3 separate regions of the Homo sapiens genome follow, and all the other regions are linked to region 1. A link is a loop called in an ENCODE intact Hi-C map of the cell type or tissue named here. Cell type or tissue: Caco-2. All regions are shown on one strand. Each heading gives the region's core, and the rest is flanking DNA. Links, peaks and the distances in the headings are about the cores only.

Region 1 (10,351 bases), core at 1,881-5,880:
AGGATGGTGCCTGTGCAGGATTTCACGTGGGTTGGCATTGCCATGGCTGGGATGCAGTGCCAGATGCACAGCAGTAATATCCTACGGACACTCAGGACTCTGGTGACTACGGGTCCCTGAGGGCTGACAGATCAGTTAATAGACCCCTGGATTGAGTTTCACCTAGGGACAGGTAGGCTGGGCCCACAGATCACTGTCTCCACTGGGGCATCTGGCCGGCTTCTCTGTTATCTGCTCATCACCCTATTAAACCCTGAGTCTGTTTACTCATCCTCTCATCTGCTTGTCCCCTCCCACTCTCAATCTACAAGGTGCTTTCTGGGATGCTCTGTGCTTTATTCATCTTTATATCCTCAAAATCCAACATAAGACTTTCTTTTATTTAGTCATTCAACAAATATTTACTGAGTGACTACACTGTGCCCAGCACTGTGCTGAGTGCTGGGCAAGTCTGTGACATCGTAGAGCTTAAGGGTTTGGAGGAGACAGACAGTAATTAAGAGTATAAATGTAAACTTGTCATGTGTAAGTGCTCGAAGGAGAGCACTCAGGAGGGTGTGCTGGGTTTCCCTGTGGACATGAAATTGAGCCCTGATCCGAAAGCTGTGTAGGCTGTTAACCAGGCGAAGCAGAGTGGGGAGAGTATATGCAAAGCACCTGAGGCAGGAGGAAGTGGGATGCATGGAAAGGACTGGAAGAGAGCCATTGTGGCTGAGGTAGAGAGTGAGGAAGAGCATGGAAGGAGGTAAGCCTGGAGACTTTGATAGGAACTAAATCAGGGAGACCTAACAGCTCATTTTAAGGATTTTTTATTTATTTTAAGAGTTTAAGGAAGTCATTATAAAGTGTTAAGTAGAGAAGGTAGAGTACAGTGAAGGTGGAGGAGGAGGAGGAGGAGTTAAGGGGCGAGGGGTGACATGATTTGGGATTGGAAATCATCATTCTAACTATAATAAGAGGAATAATTTAGAAAGAAACAAGAACTCATGCCCGGACTCTTGGAGTCCAGGTGGGAAGTGATAATTCTTGGATAAGAGTAATAGAAGTGAATTCAGAGGAGAATATGGATGTGAGAGATTGCAGTAGGTAAAATCCACCAGACATGTTGATGGACATGGAGGATGAGGGAGAGAGAGAGAGTGGCAAGGTTTCTCAGGTTTCTGGTTTGCATGGGTTGGATGGATGGTGGTACCATTCACAAGGAGAGGGAACGGTGGACAAGAACTATTTGAATCTGCAGACTTGGAACTGAAGGGAGAGGTCCAAGTTTAAGGTTTGGAGTACAAGGGGATGGAATTAAGTAGGGAAGAGAGTATCATAGTCAGAGAAGACAGGCTGAAAATGAGTCCTGGGGGACACAACATGAAATGGCTGGGAGAGGAGGCTGAGCCAGAAAAAAGACTGGAAAGGAGCCACTGAGAGATAGGAGAAAACCCAGGAGAAGGTTACATCACCCCAGCAAAGGGAAGGAGATCCTGGCTCACAGTGTGCAATCCTGCCGAAAGGTCAAGTGAGGTGAAGACTGAAAATAGCCATTCGTTTTAGCAACATAGAAGTCACTGGTGATCATAACAAAAGTGACTTCAGAGGAGTGTTCAGAGCAGAATCCACATGGAGAACAGTGGGAGGAGCGAGAGCTGAGGAAGCCGAGCTGGTGGAGATAACTTTTCAAGAGAGTTTGGCTCTGAAGGGGGAGAGTGAGCTGGGACAGTAAGTACAGGGGAATGAGTAGAGGGGAGTTCTTGTTTTTAGGGGGAACATTTGGACGTGAAAATGGTCTGTGTGGGAGGGAGAAAGTCAAAGGTGATGGGATAAGGTTTCTGAGAAGCAGGAGGGGATGGACTCCGTAGCCCAGGTGGACAGACTGGCCTGGGAGGAGGAAAAGAGGAGAGCGTGGGGCACTGCAGGGCCTGGACTTCCCTCTGGGGACTTCAGTTTTCTTGGTAAAGTAGGGGACTTGACTTGTAAGAGAGGCTACTTGCTGTGAGTGGAGGGAATGTAGGGGCGGGCCTGAGGGATTTGAAATTTTGAGAAACACCAATGTATTCTTTTCCTAGAGCTGCTGTAACAAAGTCCCACAAACTGGGTGGCCTAAAACAACAGAAATGTATCCTGTCACTGTTGTGGAGGCTGGAATTCTGAAATCAAGATGTCAGCGGAACCATGCTCCCTCTGAAGGCTCCAGGAGAGAGCTCTTCCTTGCCTCTTCCTAGCTTTGGCGGTGGTTGGCAATGCTTGCTGTTCCTTGGCTTGTAGCCCCTGCCTCAATCATCATGTGGTCTTCTTCCCACTGTGTGTGTCTGTCTTCACATGGTCTTCTTAGAAAGACGCTGTTACTGGATTTAGGACCCCTTATAATCCAGTCTGATCTTATTTTATTCACATCTGCAAAGACGCTATTTTCAAATAAGGTCACATTCACAGATACCAGAAGTTAGGGCTTGAACATATCTTTTGGGGAGACATAATTCTATCCATTATCATTAAGACATTTAGAAATGGTTGTAGAGAGGGAGAGAAATGTCCGAGCATGCCCAGCGCTGTCACGGGCCCATGGGGACTGGTGAAGATAAACCAATAGTGAGAGTATGCTGCGGCATCAGCTGCTCTCCCACTTGCTCCTCTCTGCTGACCGGCATCCTTGGGCAGAGCTGGGGCACCCCAGCCCTCTCCTGCTGCAGGGCAGGTTTCCCTCCCACAAGAACAGAACCTTGTGACCTCTCTTGACTCTTCCTCCCTTCCTGCCTCAGCCTCCATCTCTGCCTCCCATTCAGTCCCTTTCTCTGCCCCAAGGTACATGAAGAACTCTTGAAGACAGGAGCTGCAGAGCTGGCCCCACAGCACCAGAGATGTCACAGAAGAGCAGAATTCCAGCCCTCCATGGCACATGGGCTACATCTGCACTATTTTGTTCAGAGCTCCAAGAAGCAGGTGCATTGGGATTTTCACCAAAGAACGAAAGGAATAAACCCATCTCCCTATTTTTAACCCCCCAGAAGAAGCCTTATTCTCTCCTTTCTGGAATGTCAGGACCAGTGTCATTTTGTCCAGGCTGCATTGACCTCTTTGCTGGACCCCGGGCATAGGGAGCCCTTGCTGCTTCTCCACCCACCAGTGCTGAGCTCCGGGGGTGTTTGCCTTGCAGGTCCAAGGTGAGAATGTAAACACTGCAATTCCTCTGAAAACTGGCTGGAACCTCCTCCAGGGAGGAAGGGTTGCTCATGGGCTGGCCAGGCTCCCAAACATCATACACAGCAACCCGGAGCTCCAACTTAACACAGCTTGGGGCAGGTCCTCAAATGACCTTCCGTTTCTTGTCTGCCCATCTGAGAGGACCATTCCATTCCAAACAACATTCCTTTGATAAAAGTGGTTACACACTGTAAACATCAATGAGCCAGGAACATTCTCCGGTGCAACAGGATTCTGATAAAGCAGTCCTATTTTGCAAAACCTTCCAGTGTGAAACATCCTCCCCACAGCAAGCAGGGAAATTCCTGGGATGCCACAACATTGGGCAGAGTGTCCAGGGCCCCAGGGAAGGAGCAGAAAGTCTAGAGGTGGAGCTCCCATTGTGGGCAGAGGGACCTGAGTTTTCAATCATCTGTTCATCAGTCACTCACTCAACAAATATTTGCTGAACATGTCCCAAGCGCCAGGCTCTGATGGAGTCACTGGAAATGCAGTGTTTCCACATGACTGCAAAGCTCCCCTGACTTTCAAAAAGCAGCAATGATTTCCTCTCCCCACACAGTCCAGGTTGACAGTCGGGTGCAATATCCACACGCCTCTCTACCTCACTCCCTCTGTGAGTCTGGATGTGTTCTTCTTCCTCTCCAGCCCCCTGGGCCCTCATTCTGTTGGCTTTTCTGCTGTCACTCTCTGTTCGCAGGTATCTCTTCTTGAGTCTGTTTCTGGGTCTCTCAGTCTCTATTCTTCAAGTCTCCCTTTGTGTCACCAAGTGCTTCCCAGCCTAGCCACTCCTCTACCTCTCCATCAGTCTGCCTTACTTCCAATCAATTCATCCCCATTTTTTTCTCCTTCCCTCTTCTGTTTCTTCTCCTTAAGTGACTGTTGATACAGAACTAGATACATTTTTCTTAGGTTGGTGGAATAGACTTTCACATTCTCTGGTGTTTAGTTCTAAAATTGATTGAAAAATGTTTGTATTCTTTAGTGTTGTCTGAATTTCTTATAAGAGTATGTGTAATTCTTTAAAACTGTTTATTAAAATACGATGCCTATATTAGTCCATTTTCATCCTGCTGTGAAGAAGTTCATGAGACTGGGTAATTTATAAAGAAAAAGAGGTTTAATGAACTCACCGTTCCACATGGCTAGGGAGGCCTCACATTCATGGCAGAAGGCAAAGGAGAAGCAAAGTCACATCTTACATGGCCGCAGGCAAGAGAGTGTGTGCAGGCGAACTGCCCTTTATAAAACCATCAGCTCTCGTGAGACTTACTCACTATCATGAGAACAGCATGGAAAAACCCACCCCCATGATTCAATTACCTCCCACCAGGTCCCTCCCATGACACATGGGGATTATGAGAGCTACCATTCAAGAAGAGATTTGGGTGGGGACAAAGCCAAACCATATCAATGCCCGTGAAAAAGTGCCCATGAAATGCCATGCAGAGCTCCAAGAATCTCACTCACTGAACACACTTGTGTAGCCACATCTTGGACTAAAACTTGCTTATGTTGCCTTTCAATATTCTCCCCCACATGCGTCACCACTGCCCTCACTTCTCTCAGCATGGACTCCTGTCTTTGATAAAAGACCAAATCCCTGGTTTTGTATGTTATGGAAGTGAAATGCAGTCATATGGATTAGTTTGTGTCTAGCTTCTACTGTTCAGGACTTCACGCTCTTTGTTGCATGTAGGCATGGACTCTTCATTGTCTTTGTGAGGTGGTGGCCATTGTGGGGCTATCCCGCAATTTCTCTTCAGTTGTTAATAGGTATTAGGGTAGTTTCCATTTGCAGCTGTTACAAATAGGCTGCTGTTAAAATTCATGTATGTGTCTTTTGATGGCATGTATTACTGTTATAATCAGGAAAGAACAAAGAAAACTATTTCCATTTGGAAAGATGGGGATGGCCAAGTGGGATGTTTTCATAAAAGGGCTCTGGAGTACGAGACAGAACACGAGTCTTCCTTCTGGCTTCTCTATTCTCTAGTTCTACAACTTTAGGCCAATCAGTTAACCTCAGTGAGTCTCAGTTTTCTTATCTGTAAAATATGAACGGTAATGCCTGTCATTGGTAGGCATTACTACCTCACAGGGTAACTGTAACAATCAAATGAGATGATGGATATGAGGAAAAAAATTTTTAAGGTGTCATGCAAAAAATAATGACCAGGTGTGGTGACTCATGCCTATAATCCTAATGCTTTGGGAGGCTTAAGCAAGAGGATTGCTAGAGCCCGGGAGTTCAAGACTAGCCTGGGAAACATAGTGAGACCCTGTCTCTACAAAACTAAAATGAAATAAAAATTAGTCAGGCATGGTGGCATGCACCTGTAGTCTCAGCTACTTTGGAGGCTGAGGCAGGATCGCTTGAGTCCAAGAGTTCAAGGTTACAGTGAGCCATGATCATGCAACTGCACTCCAGCCTGGGCAACACAGCAAGACCCTGTTAAATAATAATAATAATGTATTTATTTCTCTTATTAAAGAAAAAATTAACAGCAACAATGTGATGCTCTTATCTGTTTTAAAATTTTGAACTTTTGACTTTCATTAGACATGAGAGCTCCCGAATCCCTGATCCACTGTGGGCCACAAAAGAGAAATGTCTCAAAATGTCCAATCTCCAAAGGTCTATATTTCACATGAGCAAGTGGGAACATGTGGCCTGTGCCATGTTTTTCCCCTTCCAGGTGGCTCGCATTAGTTGGGGGCTCCTGGTCTAGATGAGCAACAGAAAACCCCACCGAGGATGCACCGAGGATGCACAGAGGAAAAACCCACAGAGGAAAAACCCACAGAGGATGCACAGAGGATGCACAGAAGGCCAGGTCTGGACCTGTCTTCAGACACCAGCCAGTGCCCCATCCTCTACCTTACACTGCCCAACCTCATATAGCAAGGATCTGACGAGAGTGGGCAGGAGACAGGACTCCATGTCTGCTGACCATCAGAGCCAATCTAAGACTCTTCACTCTCCGCCAGCATGGATCATCTGTTAGTTTATGCGGGCTGTTGGAGTCCACACACTGGTGAAGATAGGCAGGGCACCCTCCCACCCAAGTTCTTCCTCCCCATCCACCCAAAACAAACCTTGTGTCCTGAGGCTCATGCCGTGAAATGTGTTGTTTCCTCAGGCCTCACCCGGATGGTTTCTACAAGGGGAGACCTCGAGCAGCCAGCCCACAGATTCTTTGTGAGCACCCACCACACTGGCAGCCCTGTCCTCAGTGCTCTGGGGATACAAAGCTACAGGCTCCCTGCCCTTGGGGCACTCCCACCTGGGTGAGGGGGGAAGTATAGCCTGAATGACGGAGAGTGATATGAGTGAGGAAGGGTCTACAGTGCGAGGGGGCTCTGAGGATGAGCAACATGTGAGAGGGGTTCTGAGGCAAGAGCTCCTGAGAGCCTCCTGGGGAGACGGGGAAATGAATGAGAGCCTTGAAAACTACATGAAACCGGTGATTCTCAGCCCTGGCTGGACATCACCCATGCCAGGGGAGCTTTCACAAAATGCCAGTGCCTGGAACCCCCCTACTCCATCACAATCGATGGCTGTGGGGCCCGGACATCAGTGTTCTTCCAAGGCTTCCCAAGTGGGTCTAATGTGCGGCCACACCTGAAACTGAAACTTACTGCACTAGGAGATAGAGACTCAGTGTAGGCTTTCAGCAGTAGAGGGACATGATCAAAGGGTCACTCAAGAAATATTTATTGAAGGGAGAGGGCCAGGGTTGAAAAACTACCTCTCAGGTACTATGCTCACTAGTTGGGCAATGAGATCCCAAGAAGCCCAAACCTCAGCATCACATAATATACCTATGTAACAAACCGGCACATGTGCTCCCTGAATCTAAAATAAAACGTTTAGAAGAAACATTTAGTGAGCACCTACTCTGGCTATCCAAAGATGAAGAAGATGTATGTAGTGCCTGCCCTTGTCCAGCCAACAGATTAGGAGAAAAAATGGATCCATAAATATGTGTAATGTAAGGGAAGTTATTTCACATAAGTATGAACCAAGTGCTCTAAGGACATTGAGAGTTGCTAGAGAAAGCATTCTTAGAGATATTAGAACTCTGTCCTGAGAGATGTTTAGGAGTTTCCCAAGCAAAGAAAACAGAGGAGAACATTATACATGAAAGACAGAGTACTACACGGGTGCTGAGTCCTGTGGGGACCAGGTGTGCTCAGGGAATATTGGGAGAGGCGGACAGGAGGCTGGAAAGAATGGGGAAGGTAAACGCCAAGGGCCTGGATTTTATCTGAGCTCTCAGTATTTGAACAATGAGACAGAGGGGACAGGTCAGAAAAGAGAGAGGAAGGTAGACCAGTTAGAAGCCACAGTAGTGATTCAGATGTAAGGTGATGATGGGCTGGACCAAGGAATTGACAGTGGGAATGAGGAAGGGAGAAACCCAAGAGAGATCTCCTTAAAAGGCAATGGAATTTGGTAACAGAACAGAGATAAAGAAAGAGGGAGAGGTGAAGATGGCTCCACAGTGACTAATTTGAGGCAACAGGATAGATAACACAGGAATAGCAAAGACTGAGGACGCTGGGTAGATGACTTAAATTTTGTTTAACTCCAAGACATCCACACGGAGATGTGTCCAAAAGGCTAGCAGAAGGACAGAAGCCGGATTGTAGAAGGTGAAGGGGGAAAATATAAGGAGAGAAAGTGGAATATCCAGATACAAACTATATACACCAGGCACTCCGCAGGAGAAGGAAAGAACAGGGGTGGCACCTGGCAGATCAGGTACCAGCGTATTTGCCAGGACTGGCCCGTGTGTGGGTAGAGACCGGAGAAAGGAGGGGGAAACAGGAGTCGCTGAGGAGATGGTCCGTAAGGCACAGGAGCATGGCGTCCAACAGAGGGGAAGAGTTTGCCTTTAGAGAGGACAGGCATGTCTTTTTTTTTTTTTTTTTTTTTTTGGAGACGGGGCCTCACTCTGTTGCCCAGGCTGGAGTGCAGCAGTGTGATCTGGCTCACTGCAACCTCCGCCTTCTGGGCTCCAGCAATTCTCGTGCCTCAGCCACCCAAGTAGCTGGGATTACCAACGCACCACCAAGTCTGGCTAATTTTTGGATTTTTAATAGAGATGGGGTTTTGACATGTTGGCCAGGCTGGTCTCGAACTCCTGGCCTCAAGTGATCCGCCTGCTTCGGCCTCCCAAAGTGCTGTGATTACAGGTGTGAGCCACCACGCCTGACTAGGGCAGGCATTTCTTAATAGAGGTAGAGATGTCTGAGAAAATGTTCCCCAGGGCCCAGGTCCTGTCTAAAGAGAATAGATCAAAATCATCTAAAGCAGGGCTCAGGAAACATTTTCTGTAAAGGGCCAGATAGTAAATAGTTTAGGCTTTGTGGGCCCTATGGTGCCTGTCACAACAGCTGTAGAACTCTGCTGCTGCAGTGTAAAAGCAGCCACCGACAATGCGTGAGTGGGTGTGCTGTGTTCCAATAAAGCTTTCGTTTCAAAAACAGGCAGTGATTACAATCGTTAATTTTATGTTATGTGAGTTTCACCTCAATTAAAACAAAAGCAGGCCATGGGTTTGATTTGGCCCATGGGGCTGTAGTTTGCAAACACCTGTTCTAGACAGTGGGGCAAGAGGGGTGAAGGGCAGGATGGGGAGGAGCACTTGGGGACTTAGAGAAGACAAGGACTGTGCTGGCTTCCATGGGTCCCATGAACAGTGACCAGTGAATGATCTGAGTTCAAATCTGACTCTGTCACTTCCTAGCTATGGGACTTTCAGTAAATTACTTATTTACTTATCCTGAGCCTCAGTTTTCCTCTTCTATAAAATGGGGAAAAAGAGTACCTACATCATTGCATTGTTCTGAGAATCAAATGAGATAATGAATGTAGGTGGCTAGCATAAGGTCAATAAAGATTTTCTTACTTAATTTTAAGGATTGACTATGAATTGCAAGACCCTAGCTGTTCCTAGGGCTCCAAGCCCTGCCTGGGGTCCCTGATCATGGATCAGCTCTTCTCTGGACTGTTGTCTAGGCAGGGCTTGGAGCCCTAGCAGGCAGAGAGGTGAGACTGGAAAGAAGGGAGGAGTTGGGCACTGGGGTGGGAGGTAAAGGAAGAGGCCCTACCAGTCAGTGGCAGAGAGAACAAAATGTATATCCCCAGATCTACGGAGAAATAGACCCCACAGGTGCAAACACAAACTTCATGCACACATGCACACCAAGATGATGCAGCCCGTCTCCACCATGCTTGGTAAAACAAGGTTCTGAAGTGCTTTGTCTCCAGCTCATCAACGTGACCCACAGGGACAGGCCTCATTGCAGTGTGGTTTATTGGACCCCAGTGTGGACCAGTGTGTCTCACCGGCACTAGCAACTGAAGCTCTGGTCTGGGACTCCTGCTGCTCGCTGCAGAGCCTGGAGCTGATGGAGACAGCTAGTCACAGACTCAGGGCAGCCCAAAGCCCTTCCACCTGTGCTTCTCAAGCCTTAACAAATCACCTGGAGAGGGATTGCTTAAATGGAAGGGCCCCAAATCTGCATATTAGCAAGCATCCCAGATGATTTTTTATTTTATCAGTGAGCTGAGGACTACACTTTCAGACATAAGGCTTTACTTCCTCATCTTTGAATGCAGTCATATGATGGTACAAGGAGGTCCCCAACTTCCTTCCTGGACTGTGACTATACGGCAGGGTCCACCCTTATCTCTTATGCTTCCTCCTCATTGCTCATGAGAAAAAGATAATCTGAGGTTGTATTTCTTGGGGTGACATAAGTAATTCTGAAATACATGTGAGGATGTTCCAAGACACTGGGTTTATTCAGAAAAGCAAAGCACCAGTCCAGGGAAAAGCTGATCCAGTGTTCTTCAGCCAATGAGAAAATTTTATGGGTAATCACTCTTCTCAGGACACTTCAGTTGAACCATCAAGTGCAGCCTATTCCAAGACCAGTTTCCTCTCATACTGGCCATCCAAGAGGTCTGTGCCCGATTCTTGCTTCTTCATCCTAGAACACTCTGTTGCTAGCACCTACAAACTGAGCTTCAGGCTGCTAGGGAAGCAGTTGCTGTCATCTAGTATCACAGTTTGTCTGAATCAAGCAAAATAGCTTTGCACACATAGACATTCAATACATACTTAGTGAGTGACGGAACAAATCC
Region 2 (10,351 bases), core at 3,305-7,304, 87 kb after region 1:
TCCCTCATCTCAAAATATCTTTTTTATTCTTTTCTTTCTTTCTTTTTTGAGACTGGGTCTTGCTCTGTCACCCCATCTGGAGTGCAGTGGCACGATCACGGCTCACTGCAGCCTCCACCTCCCACGGCTCAAGTGATCCTCCCACTTCAGCCTCCTGACTAGCTGAGACAACAGGCTGGCGCCACCATGCTCAGCTAATTTTTTATATTTTTTGTAGAGACAGGGTCTCACTTTGTTGCCCAGGCTGGTCTCAAGCCCCTGAGCAGAAGCAATTCTCCCACCTCAGCCTCCCAAAGTGCTGAGATTATAGGCATGAGCCACTGCGCCTGGCCCAAAATACCTTATTGTACTATACTATTTTTATCTATTTTTGGACCACTGTTGACCGTGGATAGCTGCAACTGCAGAAAACAAAACTGTAGATAAGGGGAACTACTGCCTATGAAATATCTAGAATAGGCAAATTCAGAGAGGCAGAAAGTATCATAGAACAGAAGTTAGTGGGGGCGGAGTTTCTGTTTGGGGTGATGACAAAGTTTTGGACGCAAATGGTTAGGATAATTGCACAACAGTGTGAATGTAACTAATGCCACCGAATTGTACAGTTAAAAACGGTTAAAATGGCAAAGTGTGTGCTATGGATATTTTACCACAATAAAAAACAAAACAAAACAAACAAACAAACAATCAAACAAAACCTCAAGCCATTTCTTTCCACAGCACCCTCCCCAGGGATCCTCAGAGATGGCACCCTGCATCCTTGCTTAAGGCCTGGGCTCCTCCCTGCCGTACAGATGTGGGAATAGAGGACAAAGGGGGCTTCCTGGCCAAGGATGGTGGAAGGTGAGGACAGAGCCACAGGCCCTGCCTACTAGTTGTGGCCTCCCTCGGAGTGCAGCGGCATGATCACGGCTCACTGCAGCCTCCACCTCCCATGGCTCAAGTGATCCTCCCACTTCAGCCTCCCGACTAGCTGGGACTACAGGCTGACGCCACCATGCCCAGCTAAGTTTGTACATTTTTTGTAGAGACAAGGTCTCTGTTTGTTGCCACAGGGAACACCTCTTCCCACCACAGGGAGGCCCTTCCTCCACGAGAAGCAGGGCGGGGAAGCTGCCCAGCAAGCCATCTGACCACCAGTCACCAATGTAGGCAGAAATCACTGTGTGCTCAGGGGTTTAGGTGGAAAGGACCGTTGTGCTCGGGAGTTTGCCGACGTCTGGAATCCTTGGGGTTTTACTCAAGGGCAAGGTGTGTGAGAATTTGCAGCAAAGCCGTCAAGAAACACAAAGTGCAGCGTCTCAATATCAAGCACGCCCAACTTCCAGGGAAGACTTCCGCAAAATCAAGGGCGCTGTTGTCCTAGTCCTAGGGTCAACACATGTTCTCATTTTCAAAACTTTCCTGGTCACTGGGACCCAAGGCCTGGGAGCAGCATTTAACCTGCGGTGCCACTAAATGAGAGCCGGCCTTGAGTGAGTGTGCCTTTAACCCGGGCTGCCCTGGGCTACTGCCATATCACCTGACCTTGCAGCTTCAGGCTGCACTCCGCTTCCCTTTGTGGGGCTGGCAGGGGCACTCTGCTCTCAGCCTTCTAGCTCTGAGAGGAGAAAACCAGAAGTGGCCCCTTCCTGTGCCTCTGTGTGTTCCTTTGCAAGCCGTTGTGTGCCTTTTCTGCAGGCGCTTATGGAGAGTGAGGTGTGTTTGTACCATCTCCCCGTCAGATTAGGAATCCTCAAGGTCAGAGACAAGTTCCCTCCTCCCTCCGGATCCCCTCCTCATCCGCAGGTGGCTGCAGTCACTGGGGTGCTGGATGAGTCCAGTGACCATACATCCTGCCCTACATCCTGCCTGGACAGCCTGGGAAGTGTTTTGATGACTGATCAACCCAGAGAGCACGAGGGGAGAGCAAGAGGAGGAGAAAGGATGCTGCTGCTCCTGACTGAACGTGATTGAGGTGCCCCAGGAAACTACCTTGCTATGCAAAGTATGGTCCCCAACCTGCGGCATTGGAACCTTCATTTTAACAAGATCCCCAGATCCTGAAGCACTGCCTTAGAGTATAACCCAGGGCCTCCAGGGACCTACTCTTCCAGGACAAGCAATGATAATGACAATGATTATTTATTGAGCACCTACTTTGTGCCAGGCATGACACTAGGCCTCTTATAAACATTATCTTATTTTATGCTTTGGCAACCTAGCGAGGCAGGCGTTATTACCTGCTTTTCAGAAACAAAGAGAGCAGGTCAGAGAGGTTAACTACCTTGACCAATTCTATGCAGCAAATTATAGCTGAGCTGGAGCTTGAACCTGGAGGTCTGACTCCAAAGCCATGTCTCTGACAACTGTAGTATATGTGATGCAATCTTTCACATTAGGCCAACAAGGACAGCCACTTGCCAACTCGCTATGGGGCCCAGAGATTTAAAGGCAAATGCAATCCCCAGGGAGATGTCTAGAGGCTGCCCCATTGCCTAGTGCTGGCCTGGGGTGTGGGCACCTATGTGTTGGGGTTAGGTCAACCCTGTGGCAGAGGCCTCAATATTTCTTCAAAACACGTCCCTGAAGATGAAGGTGCATGCCTCAGTCCCCAGGGAGCATGAAGATCCAGGCAAGAGGGACATGTAAGTTGGATTGCGAGCAGGCCTGGAAGCTCTAGCACTGGCCTTGTCTGGGCCCTGGAGTGAGGGTAGTGGGGAGAAGAGTGGGGTGGGGGGCCCACGTGGGTCCTTTGTATATTATTTAACTTTCAAATTTGCAATTTGGGGCATCATCTCCTGCCAGCCTCAGGAGGCGGCACTCTCCTGCCAGCTCCACCTCTGGGTTCACTCCCACCCCCAACCCTCGGCCAGCACTCACAGGCTGCTCGCACCACAGAGCCCACTCTCTGCATGCCCACTGTCAGCCCAGGACTTCCTGCCTTGTTCTCTGGGTCTGTAGCTGGCTGCCTTGCTCCCCACCCAAATGTGAGTGACTTGAGGGCACATATCCCACTTTGTGCTTTATACAGACCCACCATCCTGCCTCCTACCCCAGGAGGTACCCCCAAAATGGTGAAGCCAGAAGTGCCTTCAGGGACGCTTCTACAGTCACATGGAGAGTAATCTGCAAATTCCCCACAGCCAGGGGACACCTGCCACGTGCAGTGAGAGGAACACAAACCAGCAGCGGGGGGGCACAGGCAGGATGTGTCGGCCCACCCCTCAGCGGTCACCCATCGCTTCCTCGGAACTCCCAGCTGCTCAGGGCTGAGGCGGGCGAGGCTCAGAAGTGTGGAAGGGCCCTCCCCAGCTGGTGACTGCATGTGGCAGGCATCCATACCCGGAACGCCCAGCCAGGGAGTCGGGCCAGCCCATCCCTCCTGCTCACAGAGTCACAGAGTGGGAGCAGACTCGGGGGTCGAAGCTGGGCAGCGCTCGCTCGCACTTCCTTCTGCAAACTTGACCAGGTCCCACGGCCTCTTCAGCCCATGGCTCCTTTCTCTGATCCCCAAGCCAAAGCCAGCAAATGAGAATAATCCAGTAGAGACAGCTGGGTTTTGGGATCAGGGTAGGGGCTCAGAGCCAGGGGTCTGGGATTCTGGTCAGTCAGTTTTTCTTCATCAGAATCAATCTCAGAACAAGAGGGAGGCCTAAGGCATGCCTGCTGCTGGCCAGGGGTGATGGGGACCACTGCCCACAGAAAGCCTTCTAACAAGGGCTGGATCCAAACAATCAAGGAACAAGGATGCCTAAAGCATTAGTTTCTCATCTAGCCAGAGAAATATTAAATGTGCAACTCACATAATTTTACAAACAAGAACCACCAACATAAAATAAGTGGAATATTGAAAATATTCAACAGGTAGAACAAGTCAAAGAACATGCTTTGCTTCCTATTCAGGCCAGGAAGGGAGAGAAAGAGAAGAAATGGAAGGTGAGGAGGGATGGGGAGATGGCAAAGTGGGGGCAGAGGGGAAAAAGAGAGACAAAAGGATTGGGGAGAAAAAACAGAGAGAGAAAAGCATAAAGGAAGAAAGGATGAGGCACAAAGAAAAGAGGAGGGAGAGCAGGTGGATTTTGGGGAATGCTGGACAATTGGTCAGGCTTGGTCTGCAGAGGCTCAGAAATCCTTACCTGGACATGAGCCTTTGTTTATAATTCTTCACTGTTCTAACCCTGAAAAGTACCTCTGTTCTAATCCTTAATCTTTCCCCCTTCAGGTCAAGAATGCCTTTGAGAATCTGGCAGTAGTTCTGAACCCTGTCCTAGAAAAATACACTTATTTACATACAATTTTGCATGCAACTTCAGGGGCTCAAGGACTCTATGTTAAAAATACTTATTCTAGAAGCTCCACTCTGATTGGGAGACCCATAATGGCCAAAGCAAAAACACCTCAATTGCCAGATGAAACTAAAATGAGGGTGGGATGTGTTGTATTCAAGTCTTCACATTGAGCTTTAATCATACCATTGGCTTCAGTGACAGAATTTAGGGCCTAAGCACCTTCTCCTGGTTACTACCCCAACAGTCATATTGGAAGCAAGGCTGGTTACTCCAAGGGGTCCATTGTGTACATGGATGGTTATTTCGCAGTAAGGGGCCTGTCAAAGACAGGTAACAATGTGTGAGTCAAATTAACCCTTTACAGATCAATAGGATTAGTAAATCCCATATACGTAGTAGTTTCCAAATCTGAATGTACATAAGAATTTCCAGTATGCTTACCTAAAATGTAGATTACTAGTCCAAAATTTGAGAGTATGGATCAGACTGTTTTTCTAATGAGTTTCTAGATAATTCCGATACAGGAAATCTCCAAACCAAACGCTGAGACACACTGTTCTCAGAGAACATTGCAAGCCTGAGAGGCTGAGCTTCTGGTCCCACAGGTCAGCTGATTATCTACTCCTTGCAGTGCGATTCTTGTACACTAGGGGGTAGGACTGAGCACATATACAAGGGCACCGCAAGACGAGGTTTGGACTACTGCATCAAAAAGGCTACCTTTACAGGGGAAAATAGAATGAGCAATGCAGAACATGAAAGGTAGAGTGCCAGGAGAAACCTTCCAAGGGCCTCGAAGACAGTAGTTCCCAGAGCTGACTTAAAAATCATGATAAAAAACTACCTGGAGCACTTCTTACAATCCAGATTCCCGGGCCTCAGGCTATTAGGAAACGCGCTCACACACACACACCAAGTTTCCTCAGGGATTCTGATACACACGCAAGTATCACAACTTGTTTGTTTATGGCACTTCAAGCCCAAGGGTATTTTGATCACTATACCAGACCATTATCATAAAGACGCTTCGAAAAACTAAAGTGCCCTTATAATTCTAAAGCAAAAAACAGTGAACATTACCAGGGTTTTCTTCTTCTTTTCTCTTCCTCTTCCTCCCCCTCTTTCTTTTTCATTGAGGAGGCTAATTGGAGAAGGTGGGCCACGCTGGAATGCCCTGAATGGGTTCCAGATGGTGAAGTCATTGGCCTCTTGGCCCAACTGTTCCTCCCTTTTCCCTGGAGTGCTGTACAAATATTATCATTTTCTGGCTGTGCAGTGACATAAAAATGGTTGAGAGGCTCTAGGTCAGGTGTAAAAGAAACTCATGGAAAGGGAAGAACAGCTCGGTCCAAAAGAAATTGTGGAGATACTTTCCGATTCTCTGCAAGGTGGAGAATCCCAAATCAGATGCCAAGCTCAGCGTGGATTGGTTTGGGCTCATCATGTTGTCCAGTCCCCACTGGCTTTGGCATCTGATCTGGGATTGTGAGGGGGTGCGGTAGGTCTCAAGAGAAATGCTGAAGGGGCAGCCCTGCTTCCGGCTGCTTAGCAGAGTGGTGGCGACAGGGAAACCCAGGCACAGATTGCAGATCCTCCGCCCAGGGAGGATGACCACGATAACAAGACTGTCTTACGTTTATTTAGAATCTTCCTTTGCCAAGGCAATCGTATTTATAGTAGTTGCTCATTTTGAGTATAACTTTTTAAAAACATTTTGATTTTCTGAAATTTGGATGTCTTACAAGCAACATGAGGACTTAATGTAAGGCTTTTTTCCACCTGAAAATTTGGTGTGAATTAAAATTGATGGTGACTTGGAATTGAGGAAATACGTTTTATTACATCATTTAATCTCTAAATAATCTGTGAGGCAGATATTATTATTCTCTATTTTCTAGAGGAGGAAACTGACGCTTAGGTGATTTCCCCAAGGTCAAGGATTGAGAAAGTGGCAGAGCCAGGACTAAAATCCAGGTTCCAGTATTTCTTCCCTGATAATGTCTGAGCAGATTTGTTCATACACTAGGAATTTGGGATTGCAGAGTAATTGCTCCAGAACTGCTCCAAAAACTGGCTGCCACCCACAGTTACTGGGGCAGAGAAAGCAAGAAGTGACTTTCCTTTTGCTTCAAGTAGAAATTTGAGGGAAAAGAAATAGAAATGTATATAGGTTTGTATGGTGGCTGTTTGTTTGCTTTAGGCCATAACAGAAGTCCCTTGATTACTTCAGGAGCTTCAGAATGTACCATGCTCATTCCTCATACCACGATCACCTCTGGTACGTGTGAGTTTAAAATGGTGCTCATTCGGTCATTACAGATTTACTGTTTGAATTTGTTATTTTATTTACTTTAGAATGCTTTTCATTTTTAGCAATCAGGATTCTAGAGTGTCATATCTTTAAAAGTCTAGCATTTTTATTTCTGCCAGTTCAAGAGGATGCAGGAAGAAGTTTAACAGAAGAAACCGTCTTCAAAATAATAAAACCCCAAAATTATTCTCTACAATATCCAGTAAGTGCTGATTTTCTAGAAAACAGTTGGCAGGGGGAGAGAGAGAAGGAACCACCCCTCCCCCCAAACTCAAAGAAAAAATAACTACTTTGGACATATTATTTCTAATCCTTTAAAAAACACTCTTCCAGGAGGGTATTTCTTTCCATTAGACAGATGGACAAACTCAAAGGGTTTCGGTGACTTGCCCACAGCCACACGGCTAACAAGAAGCATGTGTTCTGATAGCATTAATCAGAAAAGCATATATTGCTGACATGGATTCCCTGTTTCATGAGGGCAGGGACCATCGCTATCCTATTCTCCGCTGTATCCCAAAGCCTACCTCCTGGCACCCCGTAGGCTTTGATGACTACCTATAGGGTGGGAGGATGGGAGGAAGAAAGAAAGGGAGGCGGAACAGGTGTGTGTGCAGCCAGGCGCTCCGTCCACCCTGCCACTCCTCTTCTTTGGAGACAGTGCTCTGACAATCTGTTCCATCAACTCCATTCTCCTGCAACTCTCATCACACTTTCACAAGCTGCGCAGATTACGTTTCCTAGGACTGTGTCCATCCATCTGCCTCACTGGATGCTGATCCACTCTGGTGTGTTTCCCAGTCAGTCACTCAGCAAAGTGCAACCGAGAGCCAACCATGTGCCCGGTACTTTCCAAGATGCCAGGATAAAACGGCAATAATATGGGATTCCTGTGCTTGAGGTTTTTACAGCCTGAAAAACAATGACCTCTGCATTTCCTACTCAGCACCGCGTGCCATCAACATCCAAGGTATGGGGATTTTCTGTAGCTGCCTATCAAACTCTCTCAGCTACCACCAGTGCTTCTTTCTGCTATATCTGATGCCTTGTTTTGTTACTTTCAGAAACACCAAAGGATGGCCGCAATTGAGGGACTCTTCTCAATAGCATGTTCTTGTGCTTCTTCATTTAGGACACATCTCCCATGCTGGGAAGTACAAGACAAATACGAGGAGTTGGGCAAGTGTCGCACTAAGTTCTGCCCCTGGCTGGGCAGCCCACTGACTTCTAAGAGATAATGAAATTTATGTATTTATTTATTTATTTATATATTTTTTGAGATGGAGTCTCACTGTCTCATCCAGGCTGGAGTGCAGTGGTGTGACCTTGGCTCACTGCAACCTCCACCTCCCAGGTTCAAGCGATTCTCCTGCCTCACCAGGAGAATCTTGTGATGCTGTAAGATGATAAAATGCCTATGTGACGAGACAATGTGGGGCGGATGACGCAGGCATCGTGACATAGCACTTGGCTATTATTGGCCTTGAGCTCTGGACTAGCTGGGGTTACAGGCGCGTGACACCACACCCAGCTAATTTTTGTATTTTTAGTAGAGACAGGGTTTTACCATGTTGGCCAGGCTGGTCTCGAACTCCTGACCTCAGGTGACCCACCCACCTTGGCCTCCCAAAGTGCTGGGACTGCAGGCATGAGTCACCATGCCCGGCCAGATGATGAATTTTAAAATCAAGTTTTATTATGGGGAAACTGAAGACCCACAGATATTGGGGTGCTGGCCTAGGGTCCCACAGACAGTGGTAGAGAGAATGCTGGCTTCAAGTCTCCCAGTGCAAAATACTTTAACTACCGTCCCCTTTCACTTCACTAGTCAGCAGCTTCGCAAACTGCATTTTCAATGCCATGCCCTACATGGGACTTATGTGTCCTGCTTGTTTTCTAATTCAGTCAGTGAAGAGCAGGCGGCCCCAGCAGCTGGAAACAATGTGAGCTTGATGGTTAAGGACATGGACCCTGAGGTCAGAAGCCAGGGCTCAAATTCTGGCTCCATTGCTTACCAGCTGGATAACTGCTGGGCAATCTAACCTCTCTGAACATCAGTTATCTCATCTTTATCATGGGGACAATAACACACAGGGACTCCATAGATAGGATATAGTGAGATGTATAATGCTTAGTATAGCACCTGGCACAAACAGAATGCTCAATAAACATTAGCTATTACAGTATCCCCCCTCCCTTATCCATTAGGGGTACATCCCATGACCCCCAGGGGATGCCTGAAACCAAGGATAGTACCTAACCCTATATACACCACGTTTTTTCCTATATATGCATACCTATGGTAAAGTTTAATTTATAAATTAGGCACAAGAAGATATCAACCACAATAATTAATAATAAAATAGAACAACTCTAACAATATACTATAATAAAAGTTATGTGAACGTCTCTCTCTCAAAATAGCTTACCATGCTGTATGCACCCTTCTTCTTGTGATGATGTAAGATGATAAAACGCCTACGTGACGAGAAGTGAGGCGGATGATGCAGGCATCGTGACATAGCACTTGGCTATTATTGGCCTCGAGCTCAAGCCCTCTGCTACTTGACAGTTGACCTGATAACCAAGCCAGGTACTAAGTGACTGATGGCAGGCGGTGTGTACGGTGTGGCCACACTGGACAAAGCAGGGTTCATGTCCCGGGTGAGACGGTGCAAGATTTCATCATGCTACTCAGAATGGCGGGCAATTTAAAACGTATGAACTGTTTGTTTCTGGTATTTTCCATTTAGTATTTTCGGACTGTGGTTGACTACGGGAAATGGAAACCATGGAAAGTGAAACCGTGGGTGGCGGGGTGGAAGCTACTGTGTTACTTCCCTTGCTCACCGCACCACCTTCAAATCTTAAATTCAAGAAATGTACAGCAATGTGAATTGACCCAGGACTTTTTTCTCATCTTAATAAATTATTCCACCTTACTTTCTTCTCTGCTTACAAGCAGAAATATACTCAGTGTTTCAAAAAGTATTAATTTCGGCGAGGCTGTTTGGTAAAGAATGTCTGATAAGGACACTGTGAGATTCTGATGCAGGAATTGATGTAGACATCTGACATAATTTTCTGATGGCTTATTAGAAATAAGTTTGAGCCGGGCGCGGTGGCTCACGCCTGTAATCCCAGCACTTTGGAAGGCTGAGGCGGGTGGATCACAAGGTCAGGAGATCGAGACCATCCTGGCTAACACGGTGAAACCCTGTCTCTACTAAAAATACAAAAAAGTAGCTGTAGTCCCAGCTACTCGGGAGGCTGAGACAGGAGGATGGCATGAACCTGGGAGGCGGAGCTTGCAGTGAGCCAAGATCACGCCACTGCACTCCAGCCTGGGTGACACAGCGAGACTCTGTCTCAAAAAAAAAAAAAAAAAAAGAAGGAAGTTTGAAAGGACTAAGAGCAGGGTAACAGTTGATGAACCACTTTTCTTAATCATTATTGCTTACTCTTGCCAAAAAAAAAAAAAAAACCCAACTTCGTAACTCCAATTATTTTTAATTTTTCAGAAAAGTGGCACATATTCTCAGAGAAGCAAGGGAAATTTCCCTTCACATCCCTAGACCGTATGCTCAGGGTGAAAGAGACTATTGTTTGGGTCACAGACTTGTGAGCCAGACGTGATTTTCACATGCAAATGGTGGCCACATACAGAGATAATCCAGGCCCCGGGCCAGGCAGAGACCCCAGCCGGCTGCCTCATCATGCTCTCACGGGGCATGTGGCTGAGCTGTAGTGCTGTGATGAGGGAGTGTGC
Region 3 (10,351 bases), core at 5,685-9,684, 60 kb before region 1:
GGTTTCCTTATGCTGCTTCTTGGGTCCTCACTTGGTCAACATAAGGTTGCTGGTGCCTGTGTCAGCACACTCGGTAAATCTTTCACAGCTATTGTTAATGCTAGCCTGTAACTGAAACAATTACAAAATTGCTGACTTGGAAACAGAGGAAGTGGCGCAGGCCAGCCAGAAGCAAAGGTGATAGGGCCATTGTTGAGACACTGTTCACAGGGAACACCACAGCACCATGCCCATACCTCTGCCCACCTTGTGTCATCCCCTGTCAGCAGCACAGCGCCCCAACACACATGGATGTTAGCCCAGTCCCCTTCCCATGTGAAGATGGGCTCAACTCCTCATTTGTTTTCTTTTTTTTTTTTGAGACAGATGTTGCCCAGGCTGCAGTGGTGCAATGGTGTGATTTCGGCTCACTGCAACCTCCACTCCCCGGGTTCAAGCGATTCTCCTGCCTCAGCTTCCCGAGTAGCTGGGATTACAGGCATGCGTCATCACACCCAGCTAATTTTGTATTTTTAGTAGAGACGGGGTTTCTCTGTGTTGGTCAGGCTGGTCTCCAACTCCCGATCTCAGGTGATCTGCCCGCCTCGGCCTCCCAAAGTGCTGAAATTATAGGCGTGAGTCACCACGCCCGGCTCAACTCCCCATTTCTAAGAGGTGCAAGGAACACTTTGCATTAAAGCAGATAAGATGGCATGAGGAAGCATCATCTCTTTGTAGCAATGTGGCAGTCTGGCACGGCACTGAGACATGCTGTGTCCTAGTCACACATCAGGACCTAGGCCCAACACAGAGAGTTGGCCCTCCCCTTCAAAACCCATCACAGGTCCCACCTGGAGAGCTGATGATGCGCACTTGAGAAGAACTTTGTATCCAAACCTAACAAAGTCAGAGGGTCTGAAGCTCAGGATAAGAGTGCTGCCCTGAAATATATTTTTATCTGTGATGAACAAGTCCTCTCATGGGAAGTCCTGATGGAGAAAAGTGGCATGTCGCCTCGCCCCAGTATGTGATTTTTATTCAGATTCCAGTAACATCCATTGACATCTGTCACCAGCAAGGTGTTGACTGAGTAGGAAAACTGGCCATCCATGATGGCCTTTATATCGTTAGTTTTTCTGGTGATTGCAAGTTGCAGCAGCCTTTTATAAGTCAGGGTGCGTGGTGCTCTTGGACCTGAATTAATTTTATTTTAAAGCAGTATTCTTGGACTACATTCTTTGAGCAGTTTTTCCCTGAAACTAAATGAATTTAAGCCTCACCTTAAAGGTTAGTAGAATTAGATTTCTGCTCTCAAGCACTTCATGAGACCTTTAAAACCAGAACTCATTAATTCAACAACAACCTGGACCAAATACAAGAGCAGATGCTGACAGCTTACAAAGGGCCTCTATATCCACTGCCTTCCTTAACTCTTAGAATAAATATCCAATAGAGGATCACCATACCCATTTCTCAGGAGAGGAAACCGAGGCTCAGAGAAACAAAGTGACTTGCCCAAGGTGATACATGATCAGTGAGGCAGAGTCGGGCTCTGACTCTGGCCTCAGCTGCCTCTGAAAGATATAAGCCTGACCCCACGCTTGTACTTCCACTTTAAAAGATTAGCAGACAACAGATAAAGCTTTGGGAATTAAAACAATAATTTTTCTAACTTCCTTTAAATGGAAAAAAAAAGAAAAGGCACTGCTACCACAGGCATTCCATTCTGTCTTCCTTTGAATTTAATTGGCCAGACCAGCATGCACCAGTCAAAGATAATGCTATTATTCCAAGGAGATAATGTATTCAATCCTGCCACGAGCAAAATAACAAGAACCAGTTACCCTCAGTTTAGAATGGTCACGCCTAAGCAAAGACAGAGAGAGAGCAAGAAAGAGAAACAGAGCACCAGGCAGAGTCCCAGGACTGGGCACAGAACCCCAGGCGAAGCTGTGGCTACCTCGGCAGGAGTGGTCCATCTTGTTGAACTGAAAGTATCCCGACTTGCACTGGCACAGGGCAACGCCGTCCAGGTCAGTGCAGATGGAGGTGTCTTTGTCACATTCGGGACTCTTCCGCTTGCACAAGCTGCCCGCTGGAATGGAAAAACAAGACAGTGAAACAAAACAAAACCTTCTCCACTTCAAACCTTAAAATCTCCTCCACTTCAAAGCTCATGTGTCTGCATGAACTCTCTATTTCAAGAGGCTGAGAACAGTTTTCCGAAAAGTCTCCACAGAGCAACACTCCTCTCAGGAGTCCATCTGTACTGCCTTCTGCCACTCCTTCTCTGATCAGCCGCAGGCTGTGCACCAGTGTTCCCCGTTGAAAACACCCTCACAGCGTGCCACGGACCCACTGAGAAACGAAATTGGAATAAACAGGCCCTGTTCACTCCTCTGGTGCTCACTGCAAATACAGCCCTTAATGGCCCCGTGTCTTCCAAAGGACTGCGGAGGAAGGATCAGCACAACCAGAAAATACGGCTGAGTTCTTAGGAAGCCGAGACTTGGACTAAGAACAGGAGTGCAGGCCAGACCTGTTTCAAGTGGAAGTACATCTCAGCTCTGTGTGTCTGCATGGCCTAAAAAGGGACCTAGAACCACTCCCTGTGGCAAGGTGGCTTGCTGTCCTGACAGCGTGCTGCCTACAAGAGACTGGTGATGAGGAGAGATCTGAAAGACAATCTGCTTGCCCCGGGCTGTAGTGTAATTCTGCTTATCAGGCAGTTTCCCCCACTCCACTGATGGGTTCTTGAGGCTTCTTCATCTCTGGGTCTTCAGTGCCTGGCACAGGGACTGGTTGGTACACATGGCCGCCTGTCACTGACCAGGCAGAGAGAAACAGAGGCAGGCAGAGAAGGAGCCCATCTTTCAGGCTTGCTACCTTGTTTACTTTAGGGCCTTATTCATCTCATGGATGACAAAGAATCATTTCATTATTATCAGAAAGCATTTCCTGTGGGGCATATGGCCCTCTGTGAAGTTGTGTACAGCAGACACAATGAGGGTGCATAGGCCTCCTGTGTATATGGGGTACACAGAGAACAGAACAAAAATAGGAAACCAACTGGATAGTGGATAGTACCTTATTTACACCCATGTGCAGGGCAAGGCAAGCTAGATATTTGCTGTTGTTATTGGGGGGCAAGCTCAAGTTCAGAATGGGAAGAAAGATGCAAGGGGAAGGGCCATGTATCTATTGTGCAGGGAGGAATGGCTGCCAATTTTCCAGGCATGGTCTCCCATTTCCCACCCAAAGGAGGAAGCCAACCTATTCAGAAGCCAGGTACCCCTTTTAATGCTGCAAAACTGCCCCTGCCCAGGCAGGTTTTGGTGACATGAGCTGCCACCCCACATGGGGTTCCTGAAATCTGCCCCCTTTTGTGAGTCCTGAGAACTCAGGACCGGTAGACAGCCTGGTCACACGAGGTAAGCTTAGGACACAACTCTAGTTCTCAAAGCTGAATTTCCTGCCTTTATCAGTGGAAGCTAGCGTGCTCAATCAGAACCACATTTGTGTGTGTGACAGAATTTCCTTTGTTTATTGTAAAAAGTTTGTATTTAAGGGAGAAAAATTAAAAATGGAAAATCTCACCAGGCAAACACTGCAAAGCTGGCACCAGGGAGGTAATGAACTTCCACAATCCCTCATCTCAACTCTTTGAAGGCTTTGCCAGTCCTCAAGCCTTAATATAAAGAAATTCCTCCAGGGCAGAAACCTGTCCAGGCTGACACTTGCCTTGTCCAGCAGCCAGCCAGAGTTGCCTGGCCTGATTAGATATTTTCTGGAAGCCAATGTCACGTTTTCCTTCCACCCTGCCCATTAATCCAGCCTGCTGGCAAATCACTCTGCTGGAGCAACTGTGCCCTGCACAGAAGCAGATCCATGCAAAAGCATGGGACACAGGCCCTGCCTCTGCAGTGGAGGAGTTGCTACCCTACAAATTCTCAAAGAATATTCTACCATAAATTCATCCAATAGGACCACGTAGAATCCCATTTTCATATAAAGCCTGGCAATGTGATTTTGCTACATTCACAATTCCCATGGTCTTTCCTGGGCATAACATCCGCCAAAACAGACAATGAGACTCTAAGTAAATCTAAAGCTGAGACATTCCATGGGGGATTTCCAAAGACTAAACCTCTGGAGATGACAAGAGCTGCAGTTCTTTGAAAGGCAAGGAAGTGGATATTTTATGAAGTGAAGACAGAAAACCCTCCTTTCCAATGGCAGTGTCCAGAGTAGCCCAGCACTGCCCTTATGCTGGAAACACCCAGATGTCAGAAGCTGTCAAGGCCACCTCTCTAGTACTCAGAAAGGTTAGCATGAGACCAGGCTGGTCTTGGCAAAACCTGGAGAAGACCTGGGAGGAAAAACAGGGAAACAAGCCTGTTTTTTTCAGCTAATATGCATAGCTGTCTTTGTTCTCACGGGCTCTGAAAGGAGAAGTAAATAGGAACTTCAGCAAGGCAGCAAGGGTGAGAGGTACTTTCCCATAAACCATATACAAGCAGTCGGAAGAATGGGAGTCAGAGGGTGGGTAGGGCTGCCATGAGCAGGCTCTTTCAAATCCAAATGGCTGGCACTTGATTTGCAAGGCACTTGATTTGAATGCATTTATGGGAAACAAAAAGTAACCTGGTGCAATGTTGATCACATAGAATGTATTCCATAAATATTTAGTGAACTGAAAGGTGACTTTCCTACCTCACTGGGGAGGACAACTTGGTACCCTTGAATCCTTGTCAAGAGAAACAAAAAAGTAAAACCATAGAGTCTCAAAGTTTCGAGCATGATATAATGGGGCATGACCTTTCTACCTCACTCCCCCATCAATAGTAACTTCAACTTCAGAAAGTTTAGCTTTTTTTTTTTTTCTCAGATTAATAACTAGCCTTAAATGGGCCAAGCTCCAGCTCTTATCCCAGAATGAAGGGCTAACAATCTGGCTCCCAAGCTCTGTAATATACAGGCCCACTCCAGAAAGCTCTCTTGACTGGAAGTTATGGAACCCAGGCCCACTGGGAATGTCAATGTCATGGATCTACCAGCAGACTGTTACAACCTGATATCTTCTACTCATGTCCAGCGTCTGGATGCCAGATGGGTGGTTTAGACTAGATTCTCCATCCTTTGCCAGCCCTACTTGTGTAGTAAAATGAGCTAACTTTGATCATGTAGCACGTGGCAACAGGGACAAGCCCCCTTTGCAAAGAAGTACTTTAGATTCCAGTTGAGTTTTCCTGTCCTGGAGGTGAAACTTCTCCTCTAAGACCAAAACTTCCCTTTTGAACTTGTCTCCAATCCCTTTCTTCATTTGCCTCACACCAGAGGCACTATAGAAGCTTTTGACAAAACAGACAAAGCAAGAATGAGAAAAGGAAAATAATTGTTTATGGCGCCACTGTGGGCATTCTGGCCTCCATTCTTCTGGTTTTGTTTCTGTGCATTTATAATGTGCAAACAAACAAACACAAAGGATGGGTAATACTGCACATGCTTTTTTTTTTTTTAACCTAATAATGTATCATGATGAAGGTTTTGGTGGTGGTTGTTTATTCTGTTTTTTGAGGCAGGGTCTCACTCTGTGGCCCAGGCTGGGGTGCAGTGGTGCAATCATAGCTCATTGCAGCCTCGAACTCCTGGGCTTAAGGGTACCTCAGCCTCCCATAGTACTGGGATTACAGGTGTGAGCCACTGCCTCTGGCCAGATGAAGGTTTTTTTGGGTCATTGACAAGCATGTACATTCTGTTTCCCCAAAGAGAGCAGGAACTTTTCAGTGGAAAAAGAGTGATTTCTGCTTTGTCACATCAGCTCCTATGCCCCTCCCCCTCCCACATCAACACTGGATAAAATAAACAGAAGGAGCTGCATGCCAAGGACCAGGTGTCTTCAAGGCTTGTGTACAGGACTCTGGGTGTGTGTGTGCATGTTTGTACATGCATGCACACATAAAAGAAGATGCATGTGCACAAAGGTCTTTGACTTAACACCCATGCCAAAAATAGGCTCTGTGAGGGCCTTTCCTGGGCCTGAGCCCTGGATGCCTTGCATTTCCATCTTAGGTCTGTGCCTAACTATATGGGTAGGATCCTCCCAGAGGGCTGCCCTCTTACCTCTAAAGATCCGCCTCTGAGATCCCAAGAGCTGGCAGACCTCAGCAGAGGACTTGCAGGAGTTGACACATTTCTGCATCCTATCAGCCAGGTCAAATAGCGTCACATTGGAGGCCAGGGAAAAGGTTGTTTGCAGTGAGATCACCACCGCGTTGGACTCCCTATAGGCAAAGTTTGTGGGTTTTTAACAGCCCTGAAATGACACGTGGGTCCCAAGGCTTTTGGAAATGAATGTCATCGCCATTCACCAGTGACGGGATGGGAGAGCATGAAGGTCAGTGACCTTGGCCCTGGATTGCCCCATGGCTGGGTGAAAACAGCCCGGTTTTGTTGCTATCACCCATGTTAGAACAGCCTCCCCTTTGTACAGACTAGTTCACAAGCAAATATAATTCTGTTACTTACCTAGAGGCGTGAACTGTAGATCGGATGTAACTAGGTAACGCTGAAAAACACATATTTAACTGAAAGGAAGAACAAGCCTGTCGTTAACAGTGAGTTAGACAAAAGCCTTGGACCTAGAACCAGTTTCCTATTTTCAGGATAAAACAGGCATTTTCCAGCCATCAAGTTATCAGCACGCGGCTTTGCACAGAAGTGGTGTCCTTTTTTTGTTCCCCTCTTAAATGCCTTTCTGTTGTTCCATGAGTACAAAGAGAAAGAGGCAGAGAGTAAATCAGTGGGGAAAATCTTGGCAGGAAATGATGTTCAGAATAGCACCCTTGGATGCAAAACATCTTCAAAGAAGCAGCTCTCTTTTAAGGCCCAGGGTTTCAAACAACTCAGAGGCAACTGTTTATTTGGACTCTGCATAGTGAACGAGCTGCACTGGAAAGGCTCCTTTCAGCTACTCTAGGTCTGACAGGCCCTACATAGACGCCTCATAATCTACAATGAGTTGACCTAACTCAAAGACAGGTCTTCTTCAAAAAGGCTCTCCGTGAGAAATTACATTATGTGGGTCAAGAGCCCCTTTGTTGAGAGCAAATTAAGAGCTACTCTCCCTATGTTTGCCTTGTGCCCTTGGAGACGGCAGAAAATCCCTCTACAGCATGAAATATCAGGCCTGCTTCCCTGCTACCCTGCACAATAGGAGCTATCGAGACTCCTTTCCCGGAGTGGAGGGTCTCAGTACTGGGCCCAGTGCAGATCCACCTGTGTTCAAGGCCCATGTATCAGATACATGCCACTCTGCAGAAGATGGAGGCAAACATGGGACATTATCAAACCCTTTCTATGACATCAGTGTATAGCCTAATAGCAATGATTTATTATTGTTGTTTTATTATTAACCTGTTTTTCCAGGTTTGGTAAACAGAACACCTCGGGAAAGAACATTTGAGTGGCTTCCTCAGCCAATGATGGATTAATCTTCACTCTTTCTTGGGGACAGGTATGTTACATCACCAGTAAATTATACATTGATACTGGGCAAAAAATAGCAAGTCAAATAAGTCACTGAGCGCCACGTAATGCAAAGGACTGCACTTCTGCAAAGGGTTCTAAATCCCTGTATTATCTTAGCAGGAGATATCCACCTGCAGCACGACCAACAGGCAGCTGTGGCGAAGGGACAAGTATAGGATTAGTAGACATAAAATTCTGCTGTGTAGTAAAGAATTTAACCTTGGCCCCAGGGAAGTCAGGCCTTTGCTCTTGGATCCTGGGAGGCCATCTCTAAGCCCTTGGAATGTGCTGTCTAATAAAAACTTCTTTGTTTACCTGGGGGTGCTGGGCCATGCCAGAGAGTCCAACAATGTGATTTATGGTGGGGTTGGGTAACATGGTATCAGCTCAACCTCTAGAGGGGCTGGAGATTGAGGTCAGCCACATGACAAAGCCCCAGTCAAGGCTCTGGAGAGCTTCCGTGGTTGGCAGTACTCCCTGCATACTGGACACACTGTTGCCAGGAGGAGTTAACACTGTGCATGACTCCTCAGCGGGACGACAGCTGGAAGCTCTGCCTTTGGAACTCTCCCGGACTCTCTGCCCCGTGCATCTCTTTCCTTGGCTGATTTTAAGCTGTTGACTTTCACTGTAATAAACCGTAGCTGTTAATATAATCGCTTTTAGTAAGCTCTGTGACTCCTCTAGTGAATTATTGAAACTGAGGGCGATCTTGGGGATGCCTGAACTTGAAATTGGTATCAGTAGTGATGGTGGTTTAGTGGACTGTTCCCCAACTTTGCACCTGCTCTGCGTGGACTCAGGCAATGTCATTCACTTCCAGACCTCCCGGGGTTCTATCTGCAGATGTGCTGGCAATGCCTGTTACAGGAGTGCGCCATCTGACATCGTCCCTATCATGAAGTGAATGCTCAGGAGATAGAGAAATAGAACTAGATCCGTATTTTACACAGATAAAGTCCAAAGTCCTGTAGAAATGTATAATTCCTAGCTAATATACTAACTCTTATCCACAAAGAACAAGTAACATTGAGATTGGAAATCAATTCATCTCTAAAGTTTTTTAATGGCAAATTTCAATTTTCTGAACCTAGAGTTTAAGAACTCACTGTATAGATGAGTCAAATCTCTGACTCAGATAGCAGTTGAGAAGCAAAGTTTATTATATGAGCTTCATTTTCCTGTCTTCTTTCTTCCTCTCCATTTTCCTTTTTAGTTGTTTCTGTTTTGGGGGGTTTCTTTTGTTTTTGAGACAGGGTCTCACTCTGTCACCCAGGCTGGAGTGCAGTTGTTCGATCACGGCTCACCACAGCCTCAACCTCTGGGGCTCATGTAATCTTCCCACCTCAGCCTCCTGAGTAGCTGGGACCACACGTGCACGCCACCAACCCTAGCTAACTTTTGTCTTTTTTGTAGAGACAGGGTCTTGCCATGCTGCCCAGGATGGCATTTTTCTTTAAAAAAAAAAAAATTCTGATAAAAAGCGGGCAAAGAGGGAAAGAAGCAGAATCAAAGACCCCTCGGTCATCTATACAGTGAGTTCTCAAACCCTAGGACATCAGGATTAACTGCTGCACCTTTGGCATTCCTTTGAGGAAAAAGAGTATCATTTCCCTAAGTTCCAAAATACAAGAGGAAAGTCACACAGCCTGTTAACAGCAGATGGGACCGTAAGATTTTTCTGGGTCTTTCCTCCTCACCAACAGCTCCTGCTGATGCCTGTCATCAGCATGTCTGTAACTATGAGTTTGCACATGGAAAAGAAACACAAAGGTGCAGATAAAGACTGTGCATGAGGACACATTTGAAGAAACTCTTCTACTGGGCACAAATACCTCACTTCCATTTCTGAAAGGCTTTTTCTTTAACCAAGAAGTTTCCCTTCCAAATATAACAAAAGTGAAGAGCCCAGGAGACACAGCTGACCGCTAGGCAGTCCCCTCTTGGAATAAAATCTGTTCTAGGAAACAAAAGACGAGTAGAAAGATGCCATTCAGGACACTTACCGTTTTGGTGATCTCATTTTCAACTTCTTGTAGGTCTGAATGTTTTTCCACAGTTGTATTAAGAAAAGTTCTCTTTAATTTAAACTCTGTCACGAAGGTTCTAACTGAAAATGAAAATGTAACTTGTTAGATTACACAACAGAAGAACCTATGCAAGGCTGTGTGTTTGCACATCTCTGGGGTGTCCGGCTTTACTCCACCTCACAGGACAATCTCTGCATTTCTTTCTCCTTATGGGTGAAGACTCCCTCTCCCTCTTCTAGATTTTTCTCTAGCAAAGTGAGCATCTACTGGACTGTGCTGAAGGCTTAGATTGAGCAAACTTTTGAGAGAGAGAGAAACTCCAAAGAGCCTTTTTTGTATGTGCAAGGCTGCTAAGAGGAGGAGCCTTAGCAATGTCCCTAGGATGGCCTCCCGCACAATAGATGCCCAAGAAAGCTGCTACAAAGAAGAAAGATGAACAGGTCTAAACAATGTCATCCTAGGAGGAGGGAGGGAGATGTGTTAGACACTAAAAATGCTCCTCAGGCCTCATCAGGCTTTCGACAGAGGAAAGCTCTCGTCCTCTGAGGTCTCCAACTGAGTCATGCCCACCACTTCAAGGGGGTGCTTCAGTTTCCTCTTGTCCTTAGAGCCACACCCATCCAAACCCCATTCCTCTTGGTCAGAGGAAATTCCCATTTTATCATTGATAAAGGGGGCTTCCAGAGGTCAGGCAACTTCCTAAGAAAGCTCACCCAGGCTCCCAAGGGCCACCACTGGCATTGGAGCGTATGCGTGTCCATCTTCAAAGCTCTCCTTTCCCCTATAACCTCTGTGCCCTGAGGAATCTGATA

The links. Hi-C counts contacts between places; a loop is a spot of excess contacts. Peaks named below come from ENCODE experiments on the same cell type or tissue, not always from the same donor. Only the 100,000 strongest peaks of a DNase experiment are listed, where the experiment ranks them.
Region 2: a loop joins it to region 1, with 6 times the contacts of the local background. A loop is called at or near these places in 67 of 110 quality-filtered maps.
Region 3: it touches region 1 in a loop (6-fold over the local background); 49 of 110 quality-filtered maps call a loop at or near these places.

What each region holds. Positions count from the first base shown.
Region 1 is chr3:125,059,814-125,070,164 of GRCh38, forward strand. It overlaps DAGARR (differentiation and growth arrest related lncRNA), which reads left to right and starts at 1,598. Exons shown (of 2, transcript XR_007096044.1): 1 at 1,598-1,710; 2 at 2,058-4,260. It overlaps LOC124906278 (a long non-coding RNA gene), which reads right to left. Exons shown (of 3, transcript XR_007096045.1): 3 at 9,983-10,351. In Caco-2, for the core only: no CTCF peak of the experiment used is centred there; a DNase peak (open chromatin) is centred at 3,508.
Region 2 is chr3:125,145,798-125,156,148 of GRCh38, forward strand. All of the region lies in intron 5 of SLC12A8 (solute carrier family 12 member 8), which reads right to left. It overlaps MIR5092 (microRNA 5092), which reads right to left and starts at 5,755; the gene lies at 5,668-5,755. RefSeq lists enhancers at 1,374-1,443, 1,854-1,913, 3,044-3,133, 3,244-3,433, 3,454-3,523 and 1 more and a silencer at 9,083-9,132. In Caco-2, for the core only: a CTCF peak has its summit at 4,942 (motif pointing right); a DNase peak (open chromatin) is centred at 4,914.
Region 3 is chr3:124,995,750-125,006,100 of GRCh38, forward strand. HEG1 (heart development protein with EGF like domains 1) reads right to left here. Exons shown (of 17, transcript NM_020733.2): 9 at 9,516-9,619; 10 at 6,508-6,566; 11 at 6,103-6,263; 12 at 1,940-2,074. Among named protein-coding and RNA genes, the nearest start is that of HEG1, 55 kb to the right of the region's middle. RefSeq lists an enhancer at 5,582-6,781. In Caco-2, for the core only: no CTCF peak of the experiment used is centred there; a DNase peak (open chromatin) is centred at 7,862.